Regions from separate parts of the Homo sapiens genome. Here region 2 is linked to region 1. A link is an interaction called in ENCODE POLR2A ChIA-PET data of the cell type or tissue named here. Cell type or tissue: PC-9. All regions are shown on one strand. Links, peaks and the distances in the headings refer to the core of each region. The heading gives the core; the rest is flanking DNA. Region 1 overlaps IKZF3 (IKAROS family zinc finger 3). Region 2 holds the start of LOC105371770 (a long non-coding RNA gene).

Region 1 (2,912 bases), core at 268-2,767:
AGAGGACTTGAATTGTTTCCAACACATAGAAATGATAAATACTCAAGGTGATAAACATTCCAAATTCCCTGACTTGATTATTATATATTCTATGCATGTAACAAAATATCACATGTGCCCCATAAATATGTAAAATATTATGTATCAATAAAAAATTTTAAAAAAAGAACTGCACAGTTGAACATCCATTACTCACCCTCTGGATTCTACAATTAACATTTTGCTATTTTTGCTTTCTCACATATGTTTCCACCCATTCATCTCTCAATCCATTCATCGATCCAGCTTTTTCAACGCATTGCAAAATAAGTTGCAGATATCAGTATACCTCAGTCCTAACATTTCAGCATGATTATTATTAACTAAAATTCAATATCTGTTTACAAGATTTTAAAAAGTAAATTTTACATACAGTGATATGCATGGATCTTAAGTGTACCATTCAATGAGTTTTTAAAAATGCATATCCTCATGTAATGCAAACCCCTATCAAGATACAGAACATTACCATCATCCCAGAAAAGCTCCCTCACATCTCTTCCTAGTCAATTCCCACCCACATACTCCAGAGACAACTACTGTTTTGACTTTTTCCACCATAGATTAGTTTAGCCTATTTTAGAACTTCATAAAAACAGAATCACACAGACATATGGTATAAATTATTTTGCCCGAGGCTTCTTTCACTCAACATAATGTTTTGAGATACATCCATTCTGTGGTGTTTATCAGTAGTTCATTCTTTTTTATTGCTAAGTAGTATTCCATATGAATATCCCAGTTTGTTTATCCATTCTCCTATTGATGGACACCTAGACTGTTTCCAGTTTGGGCTATTTATAAGTCAAACTACTATGATATTCCTTTTTAAAATAATAAACTTTTAAATTTTAGAGTAGTTTTAAATTTATGGAAAAATTGCAAAGATAGCACAGAGAGTTCCCATATACCCCACACCCAATTTCCCCTATTATTAACATCTTATATTAGTATGGTACATCAGTTATAATTAATGAATATATATTCATACATTATTACTATCTAAGTATTCAGATTTCCTTAGTTTTCATCTAATGTCCTTTTTCTGTTGCAGGATCCCTTCCAGGATCCCACATTACATTTAGTCATCTTGTCTCCTTAGGCTCCTCTTGGTTGGGACAGTTTCTCAGACTTTCCTTGTTTTGATGATCTTGACAGTTTTGAGTACTGGTCAGGTATTTTGTAGAATGTCCCTCAACTGGGATGTGTTTGTTTTTCTCATGATTAGACTGGAGCATGATCATCCTTGCACAAGTATTTCTGTGGTCATATGCTTTCATGTCTCTTGAGTCAATACCTAGGTGTGGAATTACTGGGTTATAGGGTAGGAGGCATATATCTAGTTTCAACACAGTGAAACTAGAACTTGTTCAAAAGTGCTTCTTCCCTCTACTTTGGGCTTAACTTACTCTGCTTCTGCCCTCTTAAGGTGAAATTTTAGTGACTGACTTTATTCCTTTCTTCTTTTCTAATTGTAAACATTTAAAGCTATAAGTTTTCCTGTAAGCATTGCTTTAGCTGCATCTCATAAATGCTGATGTTTTGATTATAATTCAGTTCTAATTTCCCTCGAGTCTTCTGTGATCCACTGGTTATTTATAAGTGTTTAATTTCCAGATATTTGGGGGAATTCGGGAATTCTTTAGCTAACTTGTTATTGAAGTCAAATTCCATTGCACTACAGTCAGAGAACACAGTCTGTGTGACTGTAGTCCTTTTAAAAGTATTAAGACTGGTGTTCTTGGTGAATGTGCCATGTGTAGTTGAGACATATGTATGTTCTGGTTTTTGTTGGTTTTCTTTGTTTGTTTTGTTTTGCTTTGCAGATCTGGCTGAGGCTTTATTTTGGAGGAAAAAAAAATGATGTAATTGTTTTGTAGCTGGAGGCATGGGCAAGGGGGGTATCCCAGGCAGTAAACTCCCCATGGGTGGGCTGAGGGTTAGGGCTGAGCCTCAGGTGGGTCTCCTGTTCCCTATACTCCCCTGCACAGTGGCCTCCTCCACAGGCTCTGGAGAAGCCATGGGAGGGGGTAGGCTGGGAGGGGCTGCTATGGCCTTTCACCTGGGCAGGACATCAGAGGACTGGGACACCAGCTTCCCATCGTGGTCTTGATCTTCTTCACAACCACAGCCCTAGAGAAGCAGGCACAGCCAAAGGAGCTGGAGCCCCCGCCAGAGCCAAAGCTGGATCCCAAGCCATAGCTGAGGCCAGGGCTTGTAAGGCCCCTGTAGGCTGAGCTCAGCCCACCTGAGTAGCCCCTGGTGGTCTTCATATGGATACTCATGCTCTGCATCCCAGACTTCAGCTGGCTCTCCTTGCCCTCCAGCAACTTCCTGTAGGTGGCGATCTCAATGTCCAGGGCCAGCTTGATGGTCATCAGCTCCTGGTACTTGAGCAGCTGACGCGCCACGTCCTGCTTGGCCCACTGTAGGGCGGCCTCCAGCTTGGACCCCCTGGCATTGGCATCCTTAATGGACCGCTCCCCACACATACACAATGGCGGCCTCCAGGGAAGCCCTCTGGCCTTTGAGGCCCTCTGTCTCAGACTGGAGCCGGCTGATGTTCCAGTTTATCTTGGAGATCTCCGTCTTTGTACAACGCAGGTCATCCTGTGCTTCCCAGGCAGGGTCTGCAGCTCCTCATACTTGATCTGGTGCATGCTGTCAGCCTTGGCCTGGCTGCGGTTGGCGATCTTCTCATACTGGGCCTCGACCTCAGCAATGATGCCGTCCGTGTCCAGGGAGCAGCTGTTATGCGTGGACAGCCCCACAGATGTGTCCAAGATCTGGGACTGGAGCTCCCAGATCTCCTCTTCATACAGCTGCCTGAGGAAGCTGATCTTGTAAGCTTGCCATCCAGGTAAGACTCCATC
Region 2 (2,912 bases), core at 189-2,688, 260 kb before region 1:
ATTTATATTGGAAGTCCTCACTCAGATCTGACTTTGCAGACATCATGCATAATGAGAATTGGCCAGAATCAGGAGTCCTATGGTCATAGGACTGACCCAGTCCTAGATTCTCCAAAAAATAAAACGAGATTTTTGGCTAGGTCCTTTCACCTCTGTGGGCCTCTAATTCTTCATCTTTAAAATGGGATCGATAATAGGGGTAATAATAATACCCAACTCACAGGGCCTTTGGGATAATAACACAGCCCAGGAAAGAAGCATCCAACCCACGGCCTGGAGCAAGGCAGGTGCTGCAGGAATATTTTATAACACCCCCCGTCAGCCCTCCAGCCAAGCCCCTTTATCCTGGGTAACACAAGGCTCTGCTCACCTCAGCCATTCTGGTCTGCCTCGCGCGCTAGACTGTGAATTCCTCTTGGCAGGATCTTGTTCATTTCTAATCACCGCCCGTTCCCCTCCCTAGTGTCTAGCCTGTGCTCGGGTACGTAAGTTCAACACACATTTAATAAATACGGCCAGGCGCGGTGGCTCACGCCTGTAATGCTAGCACTTTGGGAGGCCGAGGCGGGCAGATCACTTGAGGTCAGGAGTTCAAAACCAGCCTGGCCAACATGGTGAAACCCCGTCTCTACTTAAAGTCCAAAAAAATTAACCGGGCGTGGTGGCGGGCGCCTGTAATCCCAGCTACTCGGGAGGCTGAGGCAGGAGAATCGCTTGAACCCGGGAGGCGGAGGTTGCAGCGAGCCGAGGTCGCGCCAATGCACTCCAGCTTACCCAATAGAGCGAGACGCCGTCTCAAAATAAAATAAAATAAAATAAAATAAATAAGTGAGCGAGTGTATGAGTCGGCCTCCCAAGTCCTGAGAGGCTCAGAGCTTGACCCCCACCAGCAACCTTTGCCCGCACGACCATTTCCCCTGGGGTCCTGGCGGCGACCGCAATGGAGGGGAAAGAGGCCACTGCAGCTTTAAGATTTCTCTCGGGCGTCCCGGTTGCCAAGGCGCGGTTGCCAGCGCCCTGCGCGGAGCTGCGTCCTGCTTTAGCGCGCGGCCTTCGGGTTTCCGCCATCGCCGCCGCCGCCGCCGCCGCCGCCGGGCCGCGCCGGGCTCCGCTCCTCCGAACCGTCTGGCGGACTTGGCACCGGCCCCCGCTCCTCAGTGCCCCCGCAGTGCGTGGCAGGCTGCGGCTTCATTATCCTGATTGATTCCTCCTGCTCCCCGACACCATGGGGGCCCCGGACAAGGAAGGGAGGCGGAGGCGGCATCTGCAGGCCCCTTCCCCGGCCCTCGCCCCCAGCCGCTCCTCAGGCCACCCTGCTGTGGCTGGCCAGGCAGGGCGGGGATGGAGGACCGGCCCCGCCTCTGCTCTCTTGGTGGGCGGGGAGGGGAGGGCCCCAAGGGAGAGCGGAGCAGTGTCCGGTCGGTGCTCTTCCAAGGTTCCAGCTCTGGGCCGCGTACACCCTGCCTCGGCCCGCCCTCAGCAAAGATTTTGCGCCTTCTGAACCGGGAGGATATGGAAAGGTTGGGGTGGGGAAAGAACACAGTGGAGGACTGAGAACTTCAGGAAAACAAGCCCTGGTAAAACGGGAAAGGTGACATCTCTGAGGAGCGTTGGTCACGTGTGTCAAGGCCTGGTGACGCGTGTCTTATGTGCCTCCCTGGGCATCTTCTCAGTACAGTTCTCAGTAGAAGCAGGGGCAGGGTCTGGACCCAACCAACACAGGACACCCCGCAAGGATCTAAGCTTAAAGGAAGGCCAGGAGTCTGTGTGAGGGAGAGGACCTTTTCCCCAGAATCCAGCATGGTGTGCCCACCCCACGCCCAAACCAAGTACTGACACCTTAAAAAGAGCATCTGGGCCGGGTGCGGTGGCTCCCGCCTGTAATCCCAACACTTTGGGAGGCCGAGGCGGGCGGATCATGAGGTCAGGAGTTCGAGACCAGTCTGGCCAACATGGTGAAACCCCGCCTCTACTAAAAATACAAAAAAAAAAAATAGCTGGGCGTGGTGGCGGGCGCCTGTAATCCCAGCTACTCTGGAGGCTGAGGCAGGAGAATCGTTTGAACCCGGGAGGCAGAGGTTGCAATGAGCCAAGATTGCACCATTGCATTCCAGCCTGGGCAACAAGAGCAAAACTCCGTCTCAAAAAAAAAAAAAAAAAAAAAAAAAAAAAAAAAAAAAAAAAAGAGCATCTGGGGCCAGAACTGAGATTGGAGCATCTACTTAGTTCCGCCACTTGGTTTGTAGCCTGGGCAAGTCGCTTTACCTTTCTTAGCCATGGCTTATCCATCTATACAATAGGGATAAGCCAGTTGCCAATGACTAAATGGGATAATATGTAATGTGTAGATGGCAGGACCTTAAGTCCTCTGGCAAAAAGAAGAAAGGGAGATAAGGGGCTGACCTCTATCCCTGCTGCTGTTTTGGGTGGATACCTTGAGGGAGGTGAGTCTTCTCCATATGCTTAAATCCCTGCTTAACTGGAAGATTACCTCAAACCTTCCAGCCAAAGCCGCCCCATTGTCACAGTAGAGGGGCAAAACTGCTCTTTACCTCATTGGCATTGCACGGATTCAATATCTAGGTTTACACCAGGCTCTCTACTACTGTCCTTCTCTCCTTGGGTCCTCTCTTCCCACAATCCCTGACAGTCTCCCTCTCGTGCCTTGCCCCTGTCCTGTCCAAGGGCCAGACCTGGGAAGTTTCTTCCATAGACTCCAACCTTTGATCCCTCTCAGCCCTGGGAAAGAGGGAACTGGTGGAGAATTTGAGGCCGTTTAATGTATACCTGTCATGCTTGTGAATGTGATCTGAGCCTCTCTGGCAACTTCAGTGTCTATCTCAGGGCCTGTTTCCTCTTCTGTAAATTCATTATTCTTGCAACCCACATTGACTGGGTGACAACAGCAGGGC

Evidence for each region. Peaks named below come from ENCODE experiments on the same cell type or tissue, not always from the same donor. Only the 100,000 strongest peaks of a DNase experiment are listed, where the experiment ranks them.
Region 2: POLR2A ChIA-PET joins it to region 1 with 5 read pairs; 2 of 35 experiments call an interaction of 5 or more read pairs at or near these places.

What each region holds. Positions count from the first base shown.
Region 1 is chr17:39,832,866-39,835,777 of GRCh38, forward strand. All of the region lies in intron 1 of IKZF3 (IKAROS family zinc finger 3), which reads right to left. It also overlaps the pseudogene KRT8P34. Among named protein-coding and RNA genes, the nearest start is that of IKZF3, 30 kb to the right of the region's middle. RefSeq lists an enhancer at 2,531-2,912. In PC-9, for the core only: no CTCF peak of the experiment used is centred there; a DNase peak (open chromatin) is centred at 1,296; H3K27ac peaks cover 497 bases.
Region 2 is chr17:39,572,558-39,575,469 of GRCh38, forward strand. LOC105371770 (a long non-coding RNA gene) reads right to left here and starts at 573. Exons shown (of 2, transcript XR_934745.3): 1 at 371-573. RefSeq lists a silencer at 1,064-1,333 and an enhancer at 1,999-2,573. In PC-9, for the core only: no CTCF peak of the experiment used is centred there; a DNase peak (open chromatin) is centred at 1,584; H3K4me3 peaks cover 1,051 bases.